Linked DNA regions of Homo sapiens: region 2 is linked to region 1. The links are chromatin loops, found by intact Hi-C in ENCODE. Cell type or tissue: heart left ventricle. All regions are shown on one strand. Each heading gives the region's core, and the rest is flanking DNA. Links, peaks and the distances in the headings are about the cores only. Region 1 has its middle 22 kb from the start of ZBED1. Region 2 has its middle 20 kb from the start of SNORA48B.

Region 1 (15,393 bases), core at 8,071-10,570:
CCATCAACCCATCATCTAGATTTTAAGCCCCGTATGCATTAGGTATTTGTCCTAATGCTCTCTCTCCCCTTGCCCCCCACCCACCCCACATGTGATATTTTGATATCAGCATAGAATGTGTCATGATGAAATCAGGATAATTAGGGTACCCATCACCTTAAGCATTTATAATTTCTTTGTGGAAATCACATTCCAATTCCACTCTTTCAGTTATTTTGAAATACACAATAAATTATTGTGAATACAGTCACCCTATGGTTTGGCCAAACACTAGACTGTATTTCTTTTATCCAACTGTATTTTTGTACCCATGAACCATCCTCTCTTAATCATCCCCTCCCACTAACCTTCCCAGTCCCCAGTCACCATCATTCTACTCTCTATCTCCGTGAGTTCAATTTTTTAAGCTCTCACATATGAGTGACGACAAGCAATGTTCTCTTTGACATTTTCCCCTGTCCTTCATTCCATCAAACAAACCTCATTTTACCATGATGCCACCATGATATAATAACAGCTGCACATGCAAAGCCATTGATTGTAACATGACTTCATGACCTGTGCATAAAAAAGCATGCTAGTGTAATCCCAGCACTTGGGGAGGCCAAGGCGGGTGGATCACAAGGTCAGGAGTTCAAGACCAGCCTGGCTAATATGCTAAAAAACCGTCTCTACTAAAAAAAAAATACAAAAATTAGCCAGGCATGGTGGTGGGCGCCTGTAATCCCAGCTGCTTGGGAGGCTGAGGCAGGAGAATCTCTTGAACCCGGGAGGCAGAGGTTGCAGTGAGCCAAGATCGTGTCACTGTACTCCAGTCTGGGTGACAGAGTGAGATTCCGTCTCAAAAAACAAAAAAAAAAAAACAAAAAAAAAAACCCAAAAAAACATGCTAGTTATGGCCCATCTTTGCTTGTGAAGGATAAAAATGATTATAAATTTTTCCCTTTCTGGCCAGGTGCAGTGGCTCATGCCTGTATTCCCAGCACTTTGGGAAGCCGAGGTGGGAAGATCACTTGAGCTCAGGAGTTCAAGACCAGCTTGAGTAACATGGCGAAACTCTGTCTCTCAAAAATACAAAAAATTAGCCAGGCATGGTGGCATGCATCTGTGATGCCAGCTACTTGAAAGCTGAGGTGGGAGAATCATTTGAGCCCAGGAGGCGGAGATGGCAGTGAGCCGTGACTGCATCACTGCACTCCAGCCTAAGCCACAGAGCGAGAACCTGTCTCAAAAACAAAAACAAAACAAAAAAGAAATGCTTCTTTTCAGCCTCAAGCTTGATTGGTCTTTCCTACTCTGGGCTTTAGACAAGGGATGGTCAGTTTTCTGAAGCTGTATTTATTCAAAGTTCTGCACAGTTTTACTTTAGCAAATTTCAGACAATGAACATTGTAGGGTTTTTTTGTTGTTTTTGACCTTTTGAGATCCTTAGTTTTGGAAGCAGCTGTGATCGTTTCAGTGACTATGTGGGCACTCATAGAATGTTTATATCTGAAGTGTCTGGTGTTGGGGGGGAGATTAAAGAGATGGTGTCTTTGAAATCTGTTTCTAAATCTGTTATCCAGTTTAAAATTCTCTTTCATTGTAACGAGCAGAAAGACAATAAGAACAGGTGCAGAGAAGGCAGGCTGTGTTGTTCTTTCTTCAGAGTGGGAAGCTTCGTAAGATTCAGGGGCTGGCAGTCACCAAACCCCACATAAACCTGTCTGTGTGCTTTCATTGAAAGTATACTTTAGGCTGGGCATGGTGGCTCACGCCTGTAATTCCTGCACTTTGGGAGGCCGAGGCGGGTGGATCACCTGAGGTCAGGAGTTCAACACCAGCCTGGCCAACATGATGAAACCCCATCTCTACTAAAAATACAAAAAATTAGCCAGACATGGTGGCAGGCACCTGCCATCCCAGCTACTCGGGAGGCTGAGGCAGGAGAATCACTTGAACCCAGGAGGAGGAGGTTACAGTGAGCTGAGATTGCGCCACTATACTCCAGCCTGGGCAACAAGAGCAAAACTTCGTCCCAAAAAAAAAAAAAAAAAAAGAAAATGTACTTTAAACAGCTAATGATGACTACATTTTTGTTTCAGCTCCAATGTATCTTTCTAAGGTCAGATTTCTTCCTTCCTTCCTTTCTCTTTCTCTCTTTCTCTTTCTTTTCTTTTTTTCTCTTCCTTCCTTTCTTTCTCTTTCTTTCTTTCTCTTTCTTTCTCTTTCTTTCTTTCTTCTCTTTGTTCTTTCTCTCCTTCTTCTTATTCTTTTTTCTTCTTCCCCTCCCTCCCTCCCTTCCCTCCCTCCCTCCGTCCCTCCCTCCCTCCCTTCCTTCTTTTTTCTTTTCCTTTCTTTTTTTTTCTTTCTTTCTTTCGAGATGGGGTCTTGCTATGTTAACCAGGCTGGTCTTAAACACCTGGCCTCAAGCAATCCTCCCGTCTTGGCCTCCCAAAATGCTAGGATTACAGGCATGAGCTACTGTGTCCAGCCTGAGGTTTCTGTCTTCATTCTCCATTGCATGCTTGTCCACCATAGAGTCTATTCAACTACATGTTCTGTAAAAGCATCATAATGGAAAAACAGTTTTTCTTTGCTTTACATTCCCATATGTTCCATGTATGAAATCCAGAAAAGGCTAAGTTCTCAGACATGATCTGCTCCTGTCGGAATTCTAAGGACTGAGGGAGAGTACATTATTCTCACATTCTAAGTCTTAAAGTCATTCTCAGTGCTTTCACTTTCAACATTTTTGTCTGAACGATGACCGCACGTTCATTTTTCAGGGTGCATTTTGGTCTCCAGTTTAAATATCCTATCTGTGAGGCCGGGCATGGTGGCTCATGCCTGTAATCCCAGCACTTTGGGAGGCCAAGGTTGGTGGGTCACGAGGTCAGGAGATCGAGACCATCCAGGCTAACATGATGAAACCCCGTCTCTACTAAAAATACAAAAAATTACCTGGGCATGGTGGCGGGTGCCTGTAGTCCCAGCCACTCAGGAGGCTGAGGCAGGAGAATCACTTGAACCCGAGAGGCAGAGGTTGCAGTGAGCAGAAATCGCGCCACTGCACTCCAGCTTGGGTGACGACAGAGCGACACTCTTTCTCAAAAAAAAAAAAAAAATCCTATGTATGTTCCATCTCTTCTTTATTTCTATGATATGGAATGTGACATGGTTTGGATTTGTGTCTCTGCCCAAAGCTCACGTTGAATTGTCATCTGTGGTGTTGGAGGTGGGGCCTGGTGAGAGGTGGGTGAATAACAGGGGTTGTTTCTAATGGCTTACCATCATCCCCCAGTGCTGTCTTGTGATAGAATTTTGTTTGTTTGAGATGTAGTTTTGCTCTTGTAGCCCAGGCTGGAGTACAATGGCACAATCTCCACTCACTGAAACCTCTGACTCCTGGGTTCAAGCGATTCTCCTGCCTCAGTGTCCAGAGTAGCTGGGATTACAGGCGCCTGCCACCAAGCCTGGCTAATTTTTCTATTTTTAGTAGAGATGGGGTTTCACCATGTTGGTCAGGCTGATCTTGAACTCCTGACCTCAAGTGATCCCCCTGCCTCAGCCTCCCAAAGTGCTGGGATTAGAGGCGTGAGCCACCGCACCCGGCCTCGTGATAGAGTTCTCAGGAGATCTGGTTGTTTAAAAGTGTGTGGCACCTTCTCCTTCACTCTCTCTCTCCTGCTCCACCATGTGAAGATGTGTGCGCTTCACCTTTCCCTTCACCACGACTGTAAGTTTGCTGAGGCCTCCCCAGGAGCAGAAGCATGTACAGCCGGCAGAACTGTGAGGCCTCCACAGCCATGCTTACTGTACAGCCTGTGAATCTGTGACTCAATTAAACCTCCTTTCTTTATGAAATACCCAGTCTCAGGTAGTTCTTTATAGCAATGTGAGAACAAACTAATACAGAAAGAAAATTTTTTCCTGATGAGAAAATGTCTGACAGTTTTCCTCAAAATTTGTATCGTTGTACAGATGTCCAAGTTGGTAGCTCAGGAAGTCTGTAATTACCAACAACATTCTTCATCATCGTCACTGTCATCACCATCATCATCATCATCCTCACTGTCACCATCATCATCACCCTCATCATCATCATCCTCACCATCATCATCATCCTCACCATCATCATCACCATCATCACCATCACCATCGTCATCATCCTCACCATCATCATCACCATCATCACCATCACCATTATCATCCTCACCATCCTCACCATCATCATCATCCTCACCATCATCATCACCATCATCACCATCACCATTATCATCCTCACCATCATCACCATGATCATCATCCTCACCATCATCATCACCATCATCGCCATCATCCTCACTGTCACCATCATCATCCTCACCATCATCATCACCATCCTCACCATCATCCTCACTGTCACCATCATCATCCTCACCATCATCATCCTCACCATCATCATCACCATCATCATCACCATCATCATCCTCACCATCATCATCACCATCATCATCCTCACCATCATCCTCACCATCATCATCCTCACCATCATCATCCTCACCATCATCATCCTCACCATCATCATCACCATCATCATCCTCACCATCATCATCCTCACCATCATCATCCTCACCATCATCCTCACCATCATCATCCTCACCATCATCATCCTCACCATCATCATCACCATCATCATCCTCACCATCATCATCATCACCATCATCATCACCATCATCATCCTCACCATCATCATCACCATCATCATCCTCACCATCATCATCACCATCATCATCCTCACCATCATCATCCTCACCATCATCATCCTCACCATCACCATCATCATCCTCACCATCATCATCACCATCATCATCCTCACCATCATCATCCTCACCATCATCACCATCACCATCCTCACCATCATCATCCTCACCATCATCATCACCATCATCATCACCGTCATCATCACCGCCATCATCCTCATACACATCATCATCATCCTCACCATCATCCTCACCATCATCATCCTCACCATCATCATCCTCACCATCATCATCACCGTCATCATCCTCACCAACATCATCACTGCCATCATCCTCATACACATCATCATCATCCTCACCATCATCATCACCATCCTCACCATCATCACTCTCGCCATAATCATCACCATCATCATCCTCGCCATCATCATCGCTGTCGCCATCATCACCATCATCATCCTCACCATCACCATCACCACTGTCACCATCATCATCACCATCATCCTCATCGTCACCATCATCATCACCATCTTCATTATCACCATCACCATCATCATTATTATCACCAAGCTTAAATGCTTGCTTTGCCCTCTTTTCCAGAGACTCTTGACCTCTGGTTTTACTGTGTGTACCAGAAAAGTCTTCGTAATTATGTGGCCTCTGATTGTTTTTTCTAAGAGAGTAAGAGGAATCACGGTGGACGTATTCTGCCTGAATGTGTCAAAACCGTGCTAAGAGCTCTGAACATGAATATTAACATTGGGTATTTACTTTTCCTGTTCCTACGTGTCTGTTTTTTAAAAAAACAATTTTATCATGGACATTGAGGATGATACGTTGTGGTGCAGTCAGGTATTTTCCTTTATAGAAAGAGTCTATTCCTCTATAGAAGAGTCTATCAGACAGTTAGCTTCGCTGGATATACACTTTAATCTTTGTGTTTGCTGAAGTGGGCAGGAGTTTAAATATCTGCTCAGTTCTTTCAACATCACACTGATGGATTCCTCTTGGTTCTCTGAGGTCTCCCCACACATGCATAATCCAGATGACCAAATATTTGGGCAGCGTTCAAATCCAGACTTGGAGTTCCCTTAAACCGTTGCATATTCCCCTTTTAAACATTTCCTCCTCGTGTTGCAGGGTCTCTGGCAGCTGCCAGCTCTCTCGTGACTCTTCAGGCTAGTAAACCTGCAGAAGTTCTCACTTCCCCAGAATTAAGCGACTTTGGGAAGCCCCCTGCAGAAAGGACGTGCAAATGCTAATCTTCACAGGGCAGTTCCCCATTTGTCAGAGAGTTCCTCTGCCCACATTTCTGCCTGTTTGGGGCCAAGGGTCTTCACATCGTTTTTTAAAAGGCTTCATCCAGAGTTTATCCTTGTGATCTCCGGGACGTTCTGTCCAATACACACTATTCTTCAACGACTGGAAGTGAGAGTCGAGAATTAAGAGCAACTTTAAGGATTCAGATTTGCCAGGCACAGTGGCTTATGCCTGTAATCTCAGTATTTTGGGAGGCTGAGGTGGGCAGATGACCTGAGGTCAGGAGTTCGAGGCCAGCCTGGCCAACATAGTGAAACTCTGTCTCTACTAAAAATACAAAAATTAGCCGGGCATGCTGGTGCATGCCTGTAATCTCAGCTACTTCAGAGGCTGAGGCAGAAGAATCACTTGAACCCAAGAGGTGGAGGTTGCAGGAAGCCAAGATCGTGCCACTGCACTCTAGCCTGGGTGACAGGGTGAGATTCTATTTCAAAAAAAAAAAAAAAAAAGGAGAAAAAAAAGGATTCAAGTTTCAAGTGGTCAAGCAAGAGAAGGCTTTGGCCTCAGAATTCGAGTCTCAGCACTTTCATCTGTCATGAAAACATTACGTCATGTCTTATGACTTAGCTCCTGGTATGGCGAGGCCTTTGAAGTGAGATGATTTGAGAGAAATCTCACATTCTAAATGTGAGGTTTTTAAAATTACATAAGTAATATTATATAAAATATCGGTCATAATGATTGTATGCAGTAAGTGCTCAATAAATACTAAATGTGATTTTTGTGATGTGCGATACATTTCAATGCTTCACTTTAAAAATTGGTCGAATTACACTTGTGATTATTTTACTATTAAAAACAAAATGTGCCGGGCGCAGTGGCTCACACCTGTAATCCCAACACTCTGGGAGGCCAAGGTGGGGGGATCACTTGAGGCCAAGGTTCAAGAGCAGCCTAGCCAATATGGTGAGACCCTGTCTCTACTAAAAATACCAAAATTAGCCGGGCATGGTGGCGTGCACTTGTAGTCCCAGCTACTTGGTAGGCTGAGGCAGGAGAATCGCTTGAACCCAGGACACGGAGGTTGCAGTGAGCTGAAATCATACCACTGCCCTCCAGCCTGGGCAACAAAGCAAGACTGCATCTCAAAAACAAAAGCTAAAACAAAACAAAAGAAAACAAAAAACCCCACAAAATGCGATTATTATTATTACACAGAAGTTTGCTCATTGTTAAGCCTTCTCATACTCAATATTGGATATTTTCTCCACCGTAATAACACCAGAAACCTATTATCCACTGTTTCAATAAGGAAATTAAATCACTTAGAAGTGTTTCGTTTTCAAAAATCTACTGACGCGTTTCTTAAGTGTGTGTAGGACATAATGATTTTCTCCTAAAATGTACAGCATGGGAAAGAGGCCGGGGGAAGGATAATTTTTTAGTGAAGAAAGCTGACAAACACCATCTCGACCAGATAACTGAGGTCAACATGCACTGTGAGAAGTCTTGTGGTTGTGAGAGTGTGTACCCTTGTTAGGATATGACGAGAAGGGCCTGTCCAACTTGTGGTCGTTCCCCCAAAAAACCCACAACCCGCATCTTTTTTTTTTTTTTTTTTTTTTTTTGAGATGGAGTCTCACTCTGTCGCCCAGGCTGGAGTGCAGTGGCATGATCTCGGCTCACTGCAACCTCTGCCTCCTGTGTTCAAGCGATTGTCCTGCCTCAGCCTCCCGAGTAGCTGGGATTACAGGTGGGCACCACCATACCTGGCTAATTTTTGTATTTTTAGTACAGATGGGGTTTCACCATGTTTGTCAGACTGGTCTCGATCTCCTGACTTCGTGATCTGCCCGCCTCGGCCTCCCAAAGTGCTGGGATTATAAGGGTCAGCCCCCACGCCCGGCCCCCAAACCCCATCTAATCATGAAGAAAACATCAGAAAAGGCCAGGGGCGGTGGCTCACTCCTGTAATAATTAAAAAATTAAAATTAAAAAAATCAGCTGTGGGCATGGTGGCGGGCACCTGTAGTCCCAGCTACTCAGGAGGCTGAGGCAGGAGAATGGCGTGAACGCGGGAGGCAGAGGTTGCAGTCAGCCGAGACTGCGCCACTGCACTCCAACCTAGGCGACAGAGTGAGACTCCATCTCAAAGAAAAAGAAAGAAAACATGAGAAAAATCCCAATAAAAGGACTTCCGTCAAAAGGCTTGCCCAGTGCTTTTCAAAGCTGTCCAGGTCATTCATCTGAATCAAGAAACGTCTGGAAAACTGTCCCAGCCAAGAGGGAACCCAGGTAGAAGTAATAACTAAACACCCTGTGGAACTGTGGGGCCTGTGAAAGGAAACTAACCCGGGCCCCGACAAGCTGGGAAGTGCCCAGGGCAAATCGGCCTCTCATTTTATTCAAGGTCACCCCTCTGCTTACTGAGATAGACGCATATTCTAATTGCCTCCTTTGGAGAGGCTAATCAGAAACTCAAAAGAAGCAACCATATGTTTCCCACCTACCTGTGACCTGGAAGCTCCCTCTCTGCTTCCAGTTGTCCCCGCCTTTCTGGAAGGAACCAATGGACTTCTTACATATATTGATTGATGGCTCATGTGTGCCTAAAATGTATAAAACCAAGCTGTGCCCCGACCACCTAGGGCACATGTCATCAGGACCCCATGAGGCTGTGTCACAGGTGCGCATCCTTAACTTTGGCAAATAAACTTCCTAAAATGATTGACAATTGTCTTCTAATTTTCTTGACTGACAGACCCTGGATGGGATCCTAAACATTAGAAAAAAACTAAAGAAATCTGAATAGGGTATGGGCTGGTTAATAGTAATGTATCAAGAGTGGTTGGTTAATTGCCACAAATGCACCGTACTAATTGAAGATGTTTATGACGGGGGTATAAAAGAGCTCCTTGTGGTATGTTTGAAACTTTTCTGCAAATCTGAAATCATTCTGAAACAAAAAATGTAACTTAAATCGACATTAAATGTCAAATTGCACTCTGTTAAAGAATCAAGATTAAGATTCAAGTTCCTCTCAATAAACTACAGATTAAAAACCCCTCAAAGGGCCGGGCACAGTGGTTCATGCCCTGTAATCCCAGCACTTTGGGAGGCTGAGGCAGGTGGATCACCTGAGGTCAGGAGTTTGAGACCAGCCTGGCCAACAAGGTGAAACCCCATCTCTACTAAAAATACAAAAATTAGCCATGTGTGGTGGTGTGTACCTGTAGTCCCAGCTACTCGGGAGGCTGAGGCAGGAGAATCGCTTGAATCCGGAGGTGGAGATTGTAGTCAGCTGAGATCGTGCCGTTGTACTCCAGCCTAGAGACAAAGCAAGACTCTGTGTCAAAACAAAAACAAAAACAAAAAACAAACAAACAAAAACCCTCCAACGATCTCCTCAATCTCTTCTAACTCTATGCATGAGAATCTGTAAATATTATAGCAGCAGGCAGCATTACAGAGCCCCAAAAGACCTATGTTCGTTCAACATGCCCTGATTCACTATTTCGCCCAAGGAGACTCTGATAGCAGAGGCGACATGTCAGTTCATCTTTTATTCAATGCAGAAGTGTCCCAGATTGATTCTGTCTTCAGAAACTGTGCTGACTGCAATACTCTAAAAACTGAGCCTATACCTGGGTAAGCTGGTTTTCTGTGAAACAAGTTTATAGGAGAAGCATCACAGATCACCCAGTGTTTAAAATATCACTGCATTCAAATATCATTATTTAAAAGAAATGAATACAATCATCATAATAAAAATGCAATCTTTCCAGCATGAGTTTCTGGGGAATCTGCATATTTTTGATCCTCTTGGGTCCTGTGTCATCCTCCCTGACACGGAGATAACATTGTAAACGTGAGGTTTTTGAAATTACGTAAGTGATATTCTGTGAAATATCAACCATAATGATTGTATGCAGTAAGTGTTCAATAAATACTAAATGTGATTTTTGTGATGTGCGATACATGTCAACGCTTCACTTTAAAATTGGTGGAATTACTCTAATAATTATTTTCCCATGAAAAATGTGGTATTTAGCACTTTTATTGGCATCTTACACACAGTGTGTCTGTTATTCCCCCAGACATTGTAGGTTAGTCTTCGCTTCCCTCCCATTTCCTCTCCTCTCCTCCCCTTTCCTTTTTCCTCACTCTCTTCCTCCCTTCCTCTCTCTCTCTCACCCTCTCTTTCCTTCTTTCTTCCCTCCCTCCCTCCCTTCCTTCCTTCTCGACAGGGTCTTGCTCTATCACCCAGGCTGGAGTGCAGTGGCACACTCACACCTTACTGCAGCCTCAAACCCCTGGGGTCAGTTTGTCTTTCCATCTCGGCCTCCTGAGTGGCTGGAACTATAGACAAGCACTCACCATACTCAGCTAAATTTTTTTATTTTTTGTAGAGCTGGGGGTTCTCACTATGTTGCCCAGGCTGGTCTTGAACTCCTGGGCTCAAGCAATCTTCCCACCTTGGCCTCCCAAAGCACTGGGGTTATAGGCATGAGCCACTGCACCCAGCCTGGGTGATAGAGTTATTTTTTTCTTATATTTCATCACATATCCATGCCTGGGTTACCTTCCATAGTGTTATTTTACCACAACGACAACAAAATTCCTTTAAAAATTTTTTTCTAGAAATCCATAAATACATATGTCAACAAAGTTAAGCTGTTGAGTTAAGCCTAGTTAGGTGAAGGTTTGCCTTAGAGGTAGTGTGTTTAGACTTGACTTGGGAAAAATAGACACATATTGGAGGAATCCTCTGGAATTTAAGGGCACGGAAGAATGTTGGTGATATGGTTTGACTGTCCCCACCCAAATCTCATCTGAATTGTAGCTCCCGTATTTCCCACGTGGTGTGGGAGGGACCAGGTGGGAGATAACTGAATCATGAGGGCGGTTTCCCCGATACTGCTCTTGTGGTAGTGAATGAGTCTCAAGAGAACTGATGGTTTTATAAGGGGAAACCCCCTTCACTTGGCTCTCATTTTCTCTTGCCTCCACCATGTAAGATGTGCCTTTCGCCTTCCACCATGACTGTGAGGCCTCCCCGTCACGTGGAACTGCGAGTCCATTAAACCTCTTTTCATGATCAATTATCGGGTCTCCTCAGGTATGTCTTTATCAGCAGAGTGTGAACACAGTTGGTTTCCTGGTAATTTGCAGTGATAGCCAAAGGGTCTGTGCAGTGCATAGACACATATTTCTAGGGCAAGAGGGCAGGGGCTGTGCACACACAGATGGGTGTAGCAGGAAGAAGGTGGTGCAGGCAAGCTGAACAGTGAAAGAGGATTTAGTGCAGGGACTCTTTACTGAAGTCTAGCCAGAATGTTAGGGAAAGCATTCAGAGATGGTGCAGAACCTGCAGGCTGGGAAACAGGAGCGCTCACCCCCAACTCGAGAATGATGGCAAAGGAAAGAGAGAGAGGCTAGAACCCAGCGAGGGAGAACTCAATGAACAACGCCACCTGACAGGTGCTAGGACACTGGATTAGAGGAGAAAGCCAATGTCAGATGGAACCCAGGGCTAAATCCCTCCAACTTTACTCTCCTCCTGTCTCCAACCTCAGTGGCAATTCCCCAGGGTCAGAACCAAAAATGGCAGCCAGAAGGCAAGAGAACCCTATGGATGTAGTATCTGTGAGTCATCCTCAGCCTCCTTGCCTCCCCATTCCCCCTGCCACTCTCCCCTGGGTTGAGAAGGTTGGAGAAGTGTACAAAGTGGGTCAGAGAAACAAAAGGAAGAAAGTTGGCACAAGCATTCAAGAAAAGTGATAGCAGGTATAGGAGAAAGGGATGTGCCATGCTTTTGTACCATTGAAACATTTTAATAGGGGAACAAAAAACTCTAATTAGTATGTGACAAAGGAAAAACAGAAGGGACTGAGGAAGGCGGGGAGGGAGAGCGTTTATTCATTTAGCAGAGATGTCTGACTGCCAGGCGGACGCAGGACCTGAAAAACACCCAGGGACTGTAGTGAATCAAACTCAGCCCTGTTTGTTTCGAATGCACTCAACGTTAGCCCCGACTCCGGCGAGATTTCATCGTTTTGGGAAAGATTCGTTGGCATCCTCTCTAAAAGCATTTGCCCAAATATGTTTTTAGAAAGCAAGCACGTTTTTTTCCCCTTGGATCACTACATGAAAAAATACTTGGAAATAGTGCTAATATGTGAATGTAATTAATGTCACTGCATGGTACACTTAAACATGATTAACACGGGGCCCCGGATGTTTTATATATATATTATCATAATTAATACATATTACATTTTAGCATCCTTTACCTCCCTCCACGTATTAGTCCATTTTCATGCTGCTGATAAAGACATACCTGAGACAGGGTAATTTATTTTTTATTTTATTTATTTACTTATTTTTTTGAGACAGAATCTCCTTCTGTTGCCCAGGCTAAAGTGCGGTGGTGCGATCTTGGCTCACTGCAACCTCCATCTCCTTTGATCAAGCGATTCTCCTACCTCAGCCTCCCTATTAGCTGGGATTACAGGCGTGCAGCACCACGCCTGGCTAATTTTTTTATTTTTTAGTAGAGATGGGGTTTCACCATGTTGGCCAGGCTGGTCTCAAACCCCCAACCTCAGGTGATCTGCCTGCCTCGGCCTCCCAAAGTGCTGTGATTACAGGCGTGAGCCACCATGCCTGGCCAAGACTGGGTAATTTATAAAGAAAAAGAGGTTTAATGGACTCAGAGATTCACGTTGCTGGGGAGGTCTCACCGTCATGGCGGAAGGCGAAAGGGATGTCTTACATGGCAGCAGGCAAGAAAGAAAATGAAAGTCAAGTGAAAGGGGAAACCTCTTATAAAACCATCAGATTTCATGAGACTTATTTACTACATGAGAACAGTGTGGGGGAAACCGCCCCATGATTCAATTATCTCCCACTGGGTACCTCCCACAATAAATGGGTATTATGGGAGCTATAATTCAAGATGAGATTTAGCTGGGGACACAGCCAAACCATATCACCCCCAAAACACAAGACACACAAATGCATAGACACAAACAGACACACACACACTCAAGGATTTAATGATTCTATTTTTTGAATGTGTGTTTACTTAAACTATACTATTAATCTTCATACAAACTAAATTTGTTCTCACCTTTTCTGGAAGAATCACATGATCAAAGATTTGAGTTCTCCATGAGAGAATAGGGGGAAGAATTCACACCACAATTCCCAGCCTAATATCAGAATATCAGACATCCAACTAGAAGCTAAGGTGCTTTTCCTGAGGCAGTTTAGTCATGAATGGATGTTTGTTTGTTGTCGTGTTTATATATAGCTTCTACCCTACTTTATTCTAAAATGGCCATGGCATTGATAGCTGAAAATAATGTCTGAACCTCTTTAAAAAAAATGTCTTTCCAAGTTTTAAATGCATTTACAGCCCAAGGATTGCAAGATTCTTGTGAATTGGTTTGGCAAAGATTCCCCCAGGCATTGCACCGTCATGGCTGGGTCACCTTCCAGAGTGCTGTTTTCAAATCATTGGTTTTCTTTTACAATTTTTCTTCTAAAAATCTATAAACATATGTTACCATATGTCAACAAAGTTAAGCCATTTAGTTAGGCCAATTAGGTAAAGCTTTGTATTGGCAGCAGTATCACTACAGGTGATTGGGGAATAGGTGAGAATTGGATAGAGAATGGGTCAACATTTTCAGAGTGGAACTACCAAACATAGAAAGAAAACCCAGGCCTTTCTCCATGATTAAAGACTCATCACTCTTGGTGAGTTTATTTTTATTTTTATTTATTTATTTTTTTTGAGACGGAGTCTCGCTCTGTTGCCCAGGTTGGAGTGTAGTGGCACAATCTCAGCTCACTGCAACCTCCACCTCCCGGGTTCAAACAATTCTCCTGCCTCAGCCTCCCAAGTAGCTGGGACTACAGGCGCCCGCCACCACGCCTTGCTAATTTTTGTATTTTTAGTAGAGACAGGGTTTCACCATGTTGGCCAGGCTGGTCTGGAACTCCTCACCTCAGGTGATCCACGTGCCTCAGCCTCCCAAAACGTTGGGATTATACGTGTGAGCCACTGCGCCCAGCCCATTGGTGAGTTTTATTAATGGTGCTTTCCAAATGTTTCCTCTGCATGGCTGTATATCTATTGAGGCTAAAACTGACATAAGGTTTGAAAATTTACTAGAATGGGCCAGGCACAGTGGCTCACACCTGTAATTCCAGCACTTTGGGAGGCTGAGGTGGGTGGATCACTTGAGGTCAGGAGTTCAAGACCAACCTGGCCAATATGGTAAAACCCCGTCTCTACTAAAAATACAAAAATTAGCCGGGCGTGGTGGTGTGTGCCTATAGTCCCAGCTACTCGGGAGGCTGAGGCAGGGGAATCGCTTGAACCCAGGAGGCAGAGGTTGCAGTGAGCCAAGATCGTACTACTGCACTCCCGCCTGGGCGACAGGGTGACACTCTGTCTCAAAAAAAAAAATTACCTGGGTGTGACGGTGTGCACCGGTAATCCCATCTACTAGGGAGGCTGAGGCAAGAGAATTGGCTTGAACCCAGGAGGCGGAGGTTGCAGTGAGCCGAGATCATGCCACTGCACTCCAGCTTGGGCGACAGAGCGAGACTCCATCTCAATAAATAAATAAAAACATAAAATTACAAAAATTAGCCAGGTGTGGTGGTGCATGCCTGTAGTCCCAGCTACTTGGGAGGCTGAGACAGGAGAATCGCTTGCACCCGGGAGGCAAAGGCTGCAGTGAGCCGAGATGGCGCCATTGCACTTCAGCCTGGACAAGAGCGAGACTGTCTCAAAAAAAAAAAAAAAGCCTGTCATGGTGGCTCACGCCCGTCATTCCAGCACTTTGGGATGCCGAGGCTGGTGGATCTCGAGGTCAGGAGATCGAGACCATCCTGGCTAATTTGGTGAAACCCTGTCTCTACTAAAAATACAAAAATTAGCCAGGCTGGTGATGTGCACCTGTAGTCCCAGCTACTCAGGAGGCTAAGGCAAGAGAATCACTTCAACCCAGGAGACAAAGGTTGCAGTGAGCCGAGATCATGCCACTGCACTCCAACCTGGGTGACAGAGTGAGACTCTGCCTCAAAAAAAAAAAAAAAAAAAGCATAAAATCATATCTTTTGCAGCAACATGAATACAGCTGGAGTCCATAATCCTGTCAATTAATGCTGAAACAGAAAACCAAATACCACATATTCTTATTTATAAGGGTGGGGCTAAGCATTGCGTACACATGGACTTATGTCATGGGAAGAGCAGTCACTGGGGAATACAAGTGGGGGTAGAGAATAGGAGGATAAGGGTTGAAAAAGCTCCTTTTGGGCACTATGCTCACTACCTGGGTGACGGTTTCATCTGTACGCCAAATCTCAGCATCACACAATATACCTTTAT
Region 2 (15,393 bases), core at 7,651-10,150, 1.0 Mb after region 1:
CATTCTAGCCATCTCCAAACACTCACCCCAAAAATCCAGTACCTAGTGGCCAGCAGCAGGATTCATGTCCAGTGCAGGGATTTAGGATTCTGTGTGGTAGGTCATGTAGACCCCACTGTACCCAATGAAGTGGCCAACGCTGCCTTGGGGTGGCGAAGCTTTAAATCATCCCCTGTGGGGTTACACTGTTCTCATCAGTAGGGACGTTTGTCCACCATGTTGACCTCTGCCTCCTCGGTTGGTCCTGACAGATGCTGTGATGGTCTTACTATTGACCAGGGATGTAAATGAGATACAGGAAGTCTGCGGTCAACTGAAGCTTCAGTTTTGGTCACTGTCCCAGGAGGATCCCATGGAAACAGACAAAGGAGAGAATGAGCACAGGTTGGCCATAGGACTGTCCGCGCAGCAGGGTGAGGATGGCAGGAGAAGGTCCCACAGGGAGCAGAAGACCCTTTCCCATGTTATTTGGGACCACAGAAGTCTGTGATTCTGCAGACACTTTGTTGGTGGCACTTTCTTATGGCAACCCTAGTGTTGTGGTTTGAATGTCTGTGTCCTCCCGAAATTCATGTGTTAAGCCCTAACCTTCAAGGTGATGATGGTGGAAGGTGGGGCCTTTGGGAGGTGATGAGGTCATGAGGGTGGAGACTCACAAATGGGATTAGCACCCTTATAAAAGAGACACATGGCCAGGCACGGTGGCTCAGGCCTGTAATCCCAGCACTTTGGGAGGCCGAGGCAGGTGGATCACTTGAGGTCACGAGTTCGAGACCAGCCTGGGCAATATGGCGAAACCCCATCTCTACCAAAACTACAAAAAATTAGCCAGGCATGGTGGCACATACCTGTGGTCCTAGATACTTGGAAAGCTGAAGTGGGAGGATCGCTTGGGTCCGGAAGGCAGAGGTTGCAGTGAGCTGAGATCGAGCCACTGCACTCCAGCCTGGGTGACAGAGCAAGACCCTGTCTAAAAATAAAAAAGAAAAAAAAAATTAAAAAAGATAGGAGACACCATGGTTCATGCCTATAATCCCAGCATTTTGAGAGGTCAAGGTGAGAGGATTGTTGGAGGCCAAAAGCTCAAGATCAGCCTGGGCAACACAGCAAGACCATGTATCTACAAAGACATTTAAAAATTAGCTGGGCATGGTGACATACACCTGTAGTCCCAGCTACTTAGGAGGGGCTGAGGTGGGAGGATTGCTTGAGCCCCAGAGTTCGAGGCTGCAGTGAGCTATCATCATGCCACTGCACTCCAGCCTGGGTGACAGAGTGAGACTCCGTCTGAAAAAATTAAAAATAAAAAAATTAAAATAACCATTTTCATGTTTTTATAGCAAACTTAAATATACATATAAATATATGTACTCAATATGCACTTTTAAATTTTAGTGAAATAAGCTTTTGTGTACCTTATCTGAAAAAAACCAACATTTCTTCCTAAACTCTTCTCTCCTGAAAAACAACAGTAGTAAAGATAATAAGTAGCATGTTTGCTAATTGAAAAAACTAGCACAGCAGCCAGAAGGAAGAACAGCAATGTTGATGTTTAAAGGAGGACTACAATTTTAAGCACGAGCTTGTGGTCAGTTTATTTGCATTGTTTGGCTTTTCCACTCAACATGTTCCAGAAGGTTCTAGATTTATATTGAAGAAGAGTTTTATAAGTTGGACAGTGATGTTATTTGTTTTCGAAAAGCAGTGACACTGATGGCCTTAGAGGCTAGGTACCTTAGAAAGGATATATTTTCATGTGCATAGAAAGATTCCTCCCTCCCTCCCTTCCTTCCTTCACTAAAAGCCATCCTTAGCTCAAGGAGAGGGAGTGCTTCCTTGCTAACAGCCTTGCAAGACACGGGATTCTCCAGGCAGGACGAGGAGCTGAACATTTCCAGAAACCTGGTCAGATGGTTCTGCATTCTTCTAAAAGATTTGCTGAGACACATCCACTTGCTGCCCTCATGGCAAAAGATCGCATAGATCTTGTTGCCATCTTCTGTGTCTCAGCGAAATAGCCCTGAGCAAAATCGCACATTAAATCTTCTGGTTGCAGAGTTAACTCATCTGTTCTCAAACAACCTGGCTTACAGAAGTGGATGCCAATCCAAAGCATGCCCAGAGGGCACATGGGTATTCTTTAATGAGCCAACTTTCATTACATAAGACACTCAATTGTGATCATTGGTGAATTTATCAAGTTGGCAGGGCATGTTTCCACACAGTCATCCTTTTTATTCTTCAGACATCTTTACTCTTTCATCAGCCCAGAGAAACAAATGTTTAGAGACGATGATATTTTCTCAATGTGTACTGCAGTTTACTATGCAGAACCCCTAACATAGACACCAGCTCTCATGGCCTGAATGCTTTGATTACTGTAGATGATCAATTCAGAGGTATTATTAGATCTCAGAGTGAATTGATTTTTGGTTTTTTTTGGAAGATGGGAAAGGTGGAGTTCACCAAGAGTCACTCTGCTCATTCCAAGACCCTCAACTCTCCATGAAGTTCTTCATTTTTGTCTCAAGTAATTCTTTTAAGTATATGTGCTCACCCAATAAAAATCTCTGTCTTGGTGAAATTGTGGAGGTGTAAAGTCAGACAGAGAGAGAAACTCTTGTTGCCTTCTTTAAAGGATAAACATGCCTTTTTCTGATCAAACTTGAGACCCTCCAAAATTAAACTAGCTGTTAAGTGTGTGACCCCAAAAGGAAAGGAAAAGGTAAAAGGAAGGAAGGAAGGAAGGAAAAGAGGGAGGGAGGGAGGGAAGGAAGGAAGGAAGGAAGGAAGGAAGGAAGGAAGGAAGGAAAAGAGGGAGGCAGGGAGGGAGGGAAGGAAGGAAGGAAGGAAGGTAGGAAGGAAAAGAGGGATGCAGGGAGGGAGGGAAGGAAGGAAGGAAGGAAGGGATCTTTCTATGCACATGAAGATGTATCATTTCTAAGGTACCCAGCCTCTAAGGCCATCATTGTCACTGAAATGTTGTTGTTGCTGTTGTTTGTTTTTGAGAGAGTTTCACTCTGTTGCACAATCACAGCTTCACTGCAGCCTCAAACTCCTGGGCTCAAGCAATCCTTCTACCTCAGCCTCCCAAGTAGCTGGGACCACAGGCGCATGCCACCATGCCCAGCTAATTTAAAAAAAAAAAATTTAGAGATGGGTCTCACTACGTTGCTCAGGCTGGAGATTATTTTTTAAACCAAAAAATATGAGAAATCCTTAGCCCCCTACTTCCATTTGTATTTTGCTTCTATCTAAAAAGTACCCAAGTTGTTTAATTTCACAACCTGAAAGCACTGGAAAGCTTTAGATTGGAAATGCAGGATTTCACTTTATGCGATGGGACTAGACCATCACAAGATCTAGTGGTGACTTGAATTTTGATGCCACAGATAATCCTCTTTGTTCAAAGTGCCCTGTTTAGAAATTCATACATCAGGCAATGCAGCCCTTACAATATGTTTTCATTGTGATATTGAGGAAGAAAAGATACAGGAAGGGAGAAAGGAAAAGATGCAAAAAATGAGGAAAACATTACATACTTTATAAAATATAAGAACCATAGGCTGGGTGTGGTGGCTCACACCTGTACTCTTAGCACTTTGGGAGGCCAAGGCAGGAGGATTGCTTGAGCCCAACAGTTCGAGACCATCCTGGGCAACATAGCAAGACTCTATCTCTAATTTTTTTCATAAAAAATAAAATAAAAAATAAAAAAGAACTATGAAAAGAAGGGTTTTTTTTGCCCTCAGGAAACTTGCAATCTAAATTTTCTTCTAAACCCGGATTTGCTTTAAATGACTTGTCTAAATAAACTTATCTTTCCATGTCATTTTTTATCTTGTTTTTTTAGTTGTTGTTTGCTTACTAAACCTAAGCCTGGGGGCCAGGAGTGGTGGCTCACACCTGTAATCCCAGCACGTTGGGAGGCCAAGGCAGGCGGATCACTTGAGGTCAGGAGTTTGAGACCAGCCTGGGCAACATGGTGAAACCCTGTCTCTACTAAAAATACAAAAATTAGCTGGGTGTGGTGGTGAGTGCCTATAATCCCAGCTACTGGGGAGATTGGGCAGGAGAATCACTTGAACCTGGGAGGCGGAGGTTGCAGTGAGCCGAGCTCGCGCCACTGCACTCCAGCCTGGCAACAAAGTGAGACCCTGTCTCAAAAATAAATAAATGAAGAACCTAAGCCTTGAAGAAATAAATCTTTTAAAATTTCATTATGATTTTACTTTTGCTACCAACAACACCAGCCTTCTCTAAAAATCTAACTTTTGCTTGTCAACACTCAAAAACAACATTGGTGGAAGCCAAATGTACCTCAAAAGATGAATTTCATGCTTTTTTAGAGGAAAAAGCCTCATGAACTGTGCTAGGTATTTTGATGATCAGCTCTTCGCATGGACATCTTGTCATGAATATTTATTCATAGGACATTTTCTTTTCTTTTTTAAAGGCTAATTGATATTTTCATCTGAGCCAAACAGTAAATGTGGCATAGGGAAAGTTGTGTCTCACTATTGGATTCCTGAGTTAGTGAAAGAAAAGAGCTTGTATCTTCTAAAAGTGGAGGTGAATTATGTTTATTCTATAAAATACATAATAAATATCAATAATAATAGATACATAAGAGTCATAATTCTCTATGGGAAGTTATTTCTATAGCGGAGTAAGAAAAATCTACTGAACCTCCCTCTCTGCCACCACAAATAAACTTCCACGTCCCCAGGGAAAACCTTGTTAAGTGGTATACACTGCCCTCTTGTGCAGACTGTTTAAACAGAAAAGATCTCACGCACCTATTACATAAAACATTTTTTAAAGCTCTGCATAAAGGAGGAAGACAACTAAATCTGCCAAGGTTTCTTGTTGATTTATTATAGCTGTTTCATAATCCACAAAGCCATAGTCAGCAATACCCGCAAACATTCTGTATACAAACGACTAGCTAGGTTTACAGTTCAAATGAGTATAAACTAAATTGTTTCTGTTTCCAAGAATTAAGCAACCATGGATTTTTTTTAAATGTTCCAATTCGCAATGTTCAAATCTATGTGGTACACTTATCTTTTAAGCGTTTTGCAAGATGCACCAGCACCACGTATAATATGATTCGCCAGCCACAAAAGAACCAGTCATGCCTGAGATTTCTAGAAAATTTTACAATGGTTAAAAATGTCTCCACTGGGGCGTTTGTGTTGGTTTTCCTGAAAGGCATGGGATGGTCGTGCAGCCGATTCTCATAACGTCGGGATTGCTTTCTCTCTCTCTCTCTCTCTCTCTCTCTCGTCTCCGTCTGCAAAACAATGGAGCAGGGTTTTCCTGGCTTCTTCTGCTTAGCGCCACTTTTCTTTTCTTTTTAATTCCCAGGTCCACAAACAATTTTTAGAGCTAAAAGAAAAGGTATGTGGCAATACTTAATTGCTGGACCCATGAAGCCAGGAGGATCTGAGACTCACTCCGAGAGCCAGGGACTTTCCAATGCGTTGGGAAGCAGCCTCTGCAGGAAGCTCGGCATGGGAAAAAGCTGTACCGGCTGCAAATCGTCCCTTCTGGTTCCGGCGAGTGACAGCAGAGGGTGACACAGATGCTCACATTGTCAGTGGTCCTTGCTGTGTTCATCTGACCCTGCGGTGCTCCACACAGGCAACTATGTCCCCAGGGACACTCGACAATGTCTGGAGATAGCTTTGGGTGTCGCAACCGGGGTGGTTGGTGCTCCGGGCATCTGGTGGGTGGAACCCAGGGACACTGCTCAACACCCTGCAGTGCACAGGACACCCCACCCCAGAGGATCATCCACCCAGCCTTAAATGTCCACACTTTGAGAAGGACTGTACTAGAGGATTGATCTGTAGCATTCTAATCCTTATCAGAATCCCAACCTCCATGGTGTCAAGGGAGAAAAACGTGTGTCTCTATTCACGAGAGAAAGAAAAGCTGAGTATCAGGCAGGACTGGGGTGTGCGGAAGCAGGTGAAGTGGAGCTTCAGAAGAGTGGCCCCATGGGCTTTTGAGGGGACTTCTCTGTTGGGTCGTCTAAATCTTCATCCCAAACTCCCCAGTCAATATGTGGTGGATTCGTGTGAAACAAAAAGAGACCAATCGATTTATCTTCATCACCTAAGAGGCCATTCATTATGAAGTAGGAGACCCAACTTGACTCCGGAGGCAGGGACTTAGACTTTGGACCACACTGAAGACTAGCTAAAATAGGGAAGTGGCAATAGCAATAGCTCCTCTCCATAAGACACGCCCACCAGTGCCATGTCAGTTTACTGTTACCATAGCAACACCTGGAAGTTACCGCCCCTTTCTGTGGCAATGATCCAAGAACATGGAAGTTACTACTCTTTTTCTTGAAATCTCTGCATAATCTGCCCCTTAATTTGCATGCCATTAGAAGTGGGTATACATATGACTCCAGCACTGCCTCTGAGCTGCTGTTCTGGACGCACTGCCTATTGGGTAGCCCTGCTCTGCCAGGAGCAGGACCTCTGCTGCTGCTGCTGTGCACTGCCACTTCAGTGAAAGTGGGGGTGGCTCACGCCTGTAATCCCAGGACTTTGGGAGGCTGAGGTGGGTGGATCACTTGAGGTCAGGAGTTCGAGACCAGCTTGGTCAACATGGTGAAATCCCATCTCTACTAAAAATACAAAAATTAGCCAGGTGTGGTCATGTGCACCTGTAGTCCCAGCTACCAGGAGGCTGAGGCAGGAGAATCACTTGAACCCTGGAGGTGGAGGTTGCAGTGAGCCGAGATCACGCCACTGCTCTGCAAGTTGCTGTCTAACACCACGGGCTCACCCTGAAATGTTTTCCTGGGTGAAGCCAAGAACCCTCCCAAGCTAAGCCCCCAGTTTGGGGGCTCACCTGCCCTGCAACAATTAGACAACCACAGTCTGAATCAAGGACTCTCTGAATGGGATAACACATAGGTTCCTACGACAGCGAGGAAACTTCTAGAATTGCCTGGGGCTAAGGGTTTCCCCAGGATGTGGGACCTTCAGCTTTAAAACCACAAAAGTCCTGGGCAAACTGTAACAGACAGCCAATAAGCACAGTTATTCTCCAGCCTGGCTCCAGAGGTCTTCGCTAGGCAGCAATTTAATTTTTAATATGGAAAATATGGCTAAAACTTATTTTTATAGTATTTTAGGAAACAGGGCATCATTATCTCACATTGCAAATTTAAATCCCAATAGATATTAGACCTTCAAAAAATAAGAATAAGGAGAATTTGCTTAAAATTGCAAATAGAGGAATGCTGTCATGAACTTCCTACTTTGTATCTGTCATAATTCTGAATCTAAATCACAATTAGCCTGCAACTGACACTGTAATAGTCACCAAAATTTGCAATACCTGCACAGAGTATAGTCAAAGAATTTCAACCAAATCCTTTCTGTTGATCCAACAAAATAAAATGTATACAGATATGAAGGGCATTGGAGAATGGTGAACAAGTATACTTGGCGTGGCTGGAGCAGTGGCTCACATCTTTAATCCCAGCCCTTTGGGAAGTTGAGGTAGGAGGATTACTTGAACCTAGGAGTTCGAGACAAGCCTGGGCGACAGAGCAAGACCCTATCTCTAAAAATATTTTAAAAATTAGCCAAGCCTGGTGGTATCTACCTGCAGTCCCAGCTACGCAGGGGGCTTAGGTAAGAGGATCGCTTGAACTCAGGAGGTGGGGGCTGCAGTGAGCTATGACTGCACCAATGCACTCCAGCTTGGGTGACAGAGTGAGAACCCCGTCTCTAAAAAAAATAAACTTAGGAAAATAAAATAAATAATAAAAAATGCACTCCAGCTTGGGTGACAGAATGAGACCCTGTCTCTAAAAAAATAAAATTAGGAAGATAAAATTAAATTTAAAAATAAAAAAGATACTTGGTGAATTTCTCCTCCACAGGGGAGCTGGCTCCCAGAAGGAAAGAAAGGCCATCCACATTCTACAGATGAACAAGTTCACTCCTCACTGAATCCTGTGCATTAGCTTCTCAGATCATCGCAGGATCTCCTTGACTGGAAAGTCAGAAACAACCGTGGCCATAACTACCACCATCAAAACCAGGAATACACTCCTTGCATTTAGGATTAGATGCAGGTTTTGTGGGAGCTGAAGCTTACAAAATTTCAGAAGTCATCTTTCAGAAAATGAATTTGAATGTATCTTACTTTGGGGGATTTTACAAAACTGTACAACCATGTGCAATGAACTGAATGCTTGTGTCTCCCACAATTCCTATGCTGAAATCCTCACCCCCAAGATGATGGTGTCAGGGGGTGAGGCCCTTGGGAGGTGATGAGGTCATGAGGATGGAGCCTCCTGAATGGGATAGATGAGAGATCAATATATACATAGACACAGTTAGGAGGAGATGTCACTTAATAACATGCAAAAGTATCAAAATACAATTGCAAATATATAATATTCATAAAATAAAACATATATACTTACTTTTAAAAAAATACACTATGATTAAACTAGTCATAAAATCAACAACATTCTAAATGTCTAACTAGTCATAAAGTTACCTGTTATAACTTTTGTCATTATTGCATATCAGAGTTTCCCAATCTTGGCACTATTGATATTTGAACCAAGTAATTCTTTATTATGGGAAGCAGCCTGTGCATTGTAGGGTGTTAAGCAGCATCCCTGGCCTCTACTCACCACATGCCAGTAGTACTCTCCCCAGGTGTATTAACCAAAAGTACAAGCAGACATTGCTGAATGCCCCCTGGGGTTTGGGTATGGAGTTCAGAATCACCCCAACTGACAACCACTGACATAGACCTGTGACTTCATTTCCTTACCATCTGTGATTCAGTTTCTCATAGTGTGTGATGGTGAATTTCATATGTCCACTTGGCTAGTGTGATGGTGAATTTTATGCGTCCACTTGACTGGCGTGATGATGAATTTTATGTATCCACCGGGCTGGTGTGATGGTGAATTTTATCCACAGTGCCCAGACGTGTGGTCAAAGGTTACCCTGGATGTTACTGTGTGGGTGTTTTTGGATGAGATGAACATTTCTTTCATGCGCGTCCATGTGAAGAGACCACCAAACAGGCTTTGTGTGAGCAACAGGGCTGTTTATTTCACCTGGGTGCAGGCGGGCTGAGTCTGAAAAGAGAGTCAGCGAAGGGAGATGGGGGTGGGGCCGTTTTATAGGATTTGGGAAGGTAATGGAAAATTACAGTCAAAGGGGGCTGTTCTCTGGTGGGCAGGGGCGGGGGTCACAAGGTGCTCAGTGGGGGAGCTTCTGAGCCAGGAGAAGGAAATTCACAGGGTTAATCACTCAGTTAAGCTGGGGCAGGAACAAATCACCATGGTGGAATGTCATCAGTTAAGGCGGGGCAGGGCCTTTTCACTTCTTTTGTGGATCTTCAGTTACTTCAGGCCATCTGGGTGTATATGTGCAAGTCACAGGGGATGCGATGGCCTGGCCTGGGCTCAGAGGCCTGACATTCCTGCCTTCTTATATTAATAAGAAAAATAAAATAGTGTTGAAGTGTTGGGGCAGTGAAAATTTTTGGGGGGTGGTATGGAGAGAGAATGGACGATGTTTCTCAGGGCTGCTTCGAGCGGGATTAGGGGCGGCGTGGGAACCTAGAGTGGGAGAGATTAAGCTGAAGGGAGGTCTTGTGGTAAGGGGTGATATCGTGGGGATGTTAGAAGAAACATTTGTCGTATAGAATGATTGGTGATGGCCTGGATACGGTTTTGTATGAATTGAAAAACTAAATGGAATAAAAGAAGGAGAAAAACAGGTATAAAAGGTCTAAGAATTGGGAGGACCTAGGACATCTGATTAGAGAGTGCCTAAGGAGATTCAGCATAGTCCTGCCAGCAAAGATTATTTATTTACTTCAAGAGTTAAGAGTGGCAGTTTGGGGATAGCACGAGGAGATATCAGCTGTGATGGCTTGGAGAAACAGTGTAAACCGGCAGTGTAAACAAGAGCAGGGCATGTATGAGTAGTTGAGAACGGTGAATAGGAGTATGACTAGACAGAAGATAGTAGGGATGACAAGTTTTTTGGGGGGCACAGTCTAAGTTGGTCCGGTGTCTGGAATGAGACTGGGGCCTAATAAAAGGAGTGTCTATACAGGAGCTTAAATGGGCTGTACCCTGTAGCATTCTGAGGACAGGCCTGATTTCTGAGAAGGGAAAGTGATAAAAGTATTGTCCAGTCCTTTTTGGTGGCTGAGCTTGGTGAGGTGTGTTTTTAAAAGACCTTTAGTCTGCTCTACTTTTCTTGAAGATAGAGGACTATAAGGGATATAAAGGTTTCACTGAATACTAAGAGCCTGAAAAACTGCTTGGTGATTTGACTAATAAAGGCTGGTCTGTTATCAGACGGTATAGAGGTGGGAAGGCTAAACTGAGGAATTATGTCTGACAGAAGGGAAGAAATGACTGCGGTGGCCTTCTCAGACCCTGTAGGAAAGGCCTCTACCTATCCAGTGAAAGTGTCTATCTAGATTAAGAGGTATTTTAGTTTTTGTGACTCAGGGCATGTTGAGTAAAGCTAATTTGCCAGTCCTGGGTGGGGGCAAATCCTGGAGCTTGATGTGTAGGGAAGGGAGGGGGCCTGAATAATCCCTGAGGAGTAGTAGAATAGCAGATGGAACACTGAGAAGTTATTTCCTTGAGGATAGATTTCCACGATGGAAAGGAAATGAGAGGTTCTAAGAGGCGGGCTAGTGGCTTGTACTATAGCATAGCCTGCCTTTGCTGGTGTGTGGCGATTAGGCCTGGTGGAACCGCCATCAATAAATCAAGCGTGATCAGGGTGAGGAACAGGAAAGAAGGAAATTTGGGGAAATGGGGTGAATGTCAGGTGGATCAGAGAGATACAGTCATGGGGGTCAGGTGTGGTATCAGGAATAATGTGGGAGGCCGGATTGAAGTCCGGGCCAGGAACAATGGTAATTGTGGGAGACTCAACAAAGAGTGAGTACAGCTGAAGGAGCCGGGAAGCAGAAAGTATATGCATCAGGTATGAGGAAGAAAATAGATTTTGGAAGTTATGAGAAGTGTAGAGAGTGAGTTGAGCATAGTTTGTGATTTTGAGGGCCTCTAACAGTATTAAAGCAGCGGCAGCTGCTGCAGGCAGACATGATGGCTAGGCTAAAACAGGAAGGTCAAGTTGTTTGGACAGAAAGGCTACAGGGTGCAGTCCTGGCTCTTGTGTAAGAATTCTGACCACGCTAACCATGCCTAGGAAGGAAAGGAGTTGTTGTTTTGTAAGGGATTGAGGTTTGGGAGATTAATCGGACACGATCAGCAGGGAGAGCACGTGTGTTTTTATGAGAATTATGCCTAGATAGGTAACAGATGAGGATGAAATTTGGGCTTGACTGAAGTAATGGGGGCCGTCTGTGAAGCCTTGCGGCAGTACAGCCCAGGTAATTTGCTGAGCCTAATGGGTGTCAGGGTCAGTCTAAGTGAAGGCAAAGAGAGGTTGGGATGAAGGGTGCAAAGGAATAGTAAAGAAAGCATGTTTGAGATCCAGAACAGAATAATGGGTTGTAGAGGGAGGTATTGAGGATAGGAGAGTATATGGGTTTGGCACCACGGGGTGGATAGGCAAAACATTTGGTTGATAAGGCGCAGATTCTGAACTAACTTGTAAGGCTTGTCTGGTTTTAGGACAGGTAAAATGGGGGAATGGTAAGGAGAGTTTATAGGTTTTAGAAGCCCATGCTGTAGCAGGCGAGTGATAACAGGCTTTAATCCTTTTAAAGCATGGTGTGGGATGAGATATTGGCGTTGAGCGGGGTAAGGGTGACTAGGTTTTAATGAGATGGTAAGGCGTGCTTGATCGGTCGCCAAGGAGGGAGTAGAGGTATCTTATACTTGTGGGTTAAGGTGGGGGATACAAGAGGAGGACGCAAAGGAGGCTCTGGATTGGGAAGAAGGGCGGCAATGAGATGCAGGTGTAATCCAGGAATAGTCAGGGAAGCAGATAATTTGGTTAAAATATCTCGGCCTAATAAGGGAACTGGGCAGGTGGGGATAACTAAAAAGGAGTGCGTAAAAGAGTATTGTCTAAGTTGGCACCAGAGTGGGGGAGTTTTAAGAGGTTTAAAAGCCTGGCCGTCAATACCCACAACAGTTATGGAGGCGAGGGAAACAGGCCCTTGAAAAGTAGGTAATGTGGAGTGGGTAGCCTCCATATTGATTAAGAAGGGGACGGACTTACCTTCCACTGTGAGAGTTACCTGAAGCTCGGCGTCCATGATGGTCTACGGGGCTTCTGAGGCGATCAGGCAGCGTCAGTCTTCAGCCGCTAAGCCGAGAAGGAGTCAGTCAGAGAGCCTTGGGCCAGAGTTCCAGGGGCTCTGGGAGTCGCTGCCAGGTGAGTTGAACAGTCCGATTTCCAGTGGGGTCCCGCACAGATGGGACACGGCTTAGGAGGAATCCTGGGCTGCAGGCATTCCTTGGCCTGGTGGCCAGATTTCTGGCACTTGTAGCAAGCTCCTGGGGGAGGAGGTTCTGGAGGAATGCCTGGCCGCTGCGGTTCAGGCGTTTGGAAGTTCTTGTGTGCTGGAGATGTGGCTGGGGTTTGTTTCACAGTGGAGGCAAGGAATTGCAACTTTTTTTTTTATTATTGTACACCTTGAAGGTGAGGTTAATTAAGTCCTGTTGTGGGGTTTGAGGGCCAGATTCTAATTTTGGGAGTTTTATTTAATGTCGGGAGCAGATTGGGTAATAAAATGTATATATTGAGAATAAGATGGCCTTTTGACCTTTTAGGGTCTAGGGCTGTAAAGCATCTCAGGGTTGCTGCCGAACGAGCCATGAACTGGGCTGGGTTTTTATATTTGATGAAAAAGAACCTAAACGCTTCTGATTTGGGATAAAGAAAAAGGAGCATTAACCTTGACTATGCCTTTGGCTCCAGCCACCTTTTTAAGAGTAAATTGCTGGGCAGGTGGGGGAGGGCTAGTCACGGAACGAAACTGTAAGCTGGACCAGGTGTGAGGAGGGGAGGCGATAAAAAGATTATAGGGTGGAGGAGTGGAGGCTGAGGAAGAATCGGGACCTAGCTTGGCGTGGTGAGGAGGGGAGAGGTCAGATGGGTCTGTAGAAAAGGAAGATTACAAAGACTCGGCGACGCTTGGGGTTGGGAATGAGGGGACAGGTGGGAGGGGAAAGAAGGAAGATTTGGGATGAGTTGCACTGGGCACAGAGACTAGGAAGGGACTGATGTGTAAAAGAATGCCTGGACATCAGGCACCTCAGACCATTTGCCCATTTTACGACAAGAATTATTTAGCTCTTGTAGGATGGAAAAATTGAAAGTGCCGTTTTCCGGCTATTTGGAGCTACTGTCGAGTTTGTATTGGGGTCAAGCGGCATTGCAGAAGAAAATAAGATGCTTAGATTTTAGGTCAGGTGAGAGTTGAAGAGGTTTTAAGTTCTTAAGAACACAGGCCCACCAACAGTGTAAAAGTGTTCCTATTTCTCCACATCCTCTCCAGCACCTGTTGTTTCCTGACTTTTTAATGATTGCCATTCTAACTGGTGTGAGATGGTATCTCATTGTGGTTTTGATTTGCATTTCTCTGACGGCCAGTGATGATGAGCATTTTTTCATGTGTTTTTTGGCTGCATAAATGTCTTCTTTTGAGAAGTGTCTGTTCATGTCCTTCGCCCACTTTTTGATGGGGTTGTTTGTTTTTTTCTTGTAAATTTGTTTGAGTTCATTGTAGATTCTGGATATTAGCCCTTTGTCAGATGAGTAGGTTGCGAAAATTTTCTCCCATTTTGTAGGTTGCCTGTTCACTCTGATGGTAGTTTTGCTGTGCAGAAGCTCTTTAGTTTAATTAGATCCCATTTGTCAATTTTGTCTTTTGTTGCCATTGCTTTTGGTGTTTTAGACATGAAGTCCTTGCCCATGCCTATGTCCTGAATGGTAATGCCTAGGTTTTCTTCTAGGGTTTTTATGGTTTTAGGTCTAACGTTTAAGTCTTTAATCCATCTTGAATTGAGTTCAACCATTGTGGAAGTCAGTGTGGCGATTCCTCAGGGATCTAGAACTGGAAATACCATTTGACCCAGCCATCCCATTACTGGGTATATACCCAAAGGACTATAAATAATGCTGCTATAAAGACACATGCACACGTATGTTTATTGCGGCATTATTCACAATAGCAAAGACTTGGAACCAAACCAAATGTCCAACAATGATAGACTGGATTAAGAAAATGTGGCACATATACACCATGGAATACTATGCAGCCATAAAAAATGATGAGTTCATGTCCTTTGTAGGGACATGGATGAAACTGGAAATCATCATTCTCAGTAAACTATCGCAAGAACAAAAAACCAAACACCGCATATTCTCATTCATAGGTGGGAATTGAACAATGAGATCACATGGACACAGGAAGGGGAATATCACACTCTGGGGACTGTTGTGGGGTGGGGGGAGGGGGGAGGGATAGCATTGGGGATATACCTAATGCTAGATGACGAGTTAGTGGGTGCAGTGCACCAGCATGGCACATGTATACATATGTAACTAACCTGCACAATGTGCACATGTACCCTAAAACTTAAAGTATAATAAAAAAAATAATAAATAAAAGGTTTAAAAAAAAAAAGAACACAGGCTAAGGGAGAAGGAGGAATGGAAGGTGGAAGCTTGCCCATAGTGAAGGAGGCAAGCCCAGAGAAAAGAGTAGAGACACGGAGAAGGGGTGGGGGTTTCTTGCCCTCCAGAAAAGCAGAGAAGGGGTCAGGGCGCAGAGATATGAGGTCGGGGCATGGAAATAAGGGATCGGGGCACAGAGATATGAGGTTGGGGTACTTGCCCCTCCTCCAGAAAAACAGAGAAGGGGTAGAGACACGGAGAGAAGGGGTTGGGGTACTTGCCCCTCCCCTAGAAAAGCAGGACTTGCTGCTGAGGGGAAGGAGAAGGGGTTGAGGGGTTCTTGCCCTTGCCCCAGAAAATCAGAGAAGGGGTAGAGACACGGAGAGAAGGGGTTGGGGTACTTGCCCCTTCCCCAGAAAAGTGGGACTTGCCACTAAGGGTGAAGGAGAAGGGGTTGAGGCATACTTGCCCCTCCCTCAGAAAAGCAGAGAAGGGGTAGAGACACGGAGAGAAGGGGTTGGGGTACTTGCCCCTTCCCCAGAAAAGCGGGACTTGTCGCTAAGGGTGAAGGACCAAGGCAGGCATCCCTGCGTGGTCTGACACCTCTGAAACATGGGTGAATAATCAGAGAGGCGTCCCTGCAATGATTAAACACCAAGGGGAGGCTGCCTTCCCAGTCCGTGACCGGCGCTGGAGTTTTGGGTCCACGGATAAAACGTGTCTCCTTTGTCTCTACCAGAAAATGAAAGGAACTGAAATTAAGAGAAGG

Evidence for each region. Hi-C counts contacts between places; a loop is a spot of excess contacts. Peaks named below come from ENCODE experiments on the same cell type or tissue, not always from the same donor. Only the 100,000 strongest peaks of a DNase experiment are listed, where the experiment ranks them.
Region 2: it touches region 1 in a loop (34-fold over the local background); 2 of 110 quality-filtered maps call a loop at or near these places.

The regions. Positions count from the first base shown.
Region 1 is chrX:2,515,639-2,531,031 of GRCh38, forward strand. No RefSeq gene overlaps it. Among named protein-coding and RNA genes, the nearest start is that of ZBED1, 22 kb to the left of the region's middle. In heart left ventricle, for the core only: no CTCF peak of the experiment used is centred there; no DNase peak of the experiment used is centred there.
Region 2 is chrX:3,544,096-3,559,488 of GRCh38, forward strand. No RefSeq gene overlaps it. Among named protein-coding and RNA genes, the nearest start is that of SNORA48B, 20 kb to the left of the region's middle. RefSeq lists an enhancer at 8,537-9,488. In heart left ventricle, for the core only: no CTCF peak of the experiment used is centred there; no DNase peak of the experiment used is centred there.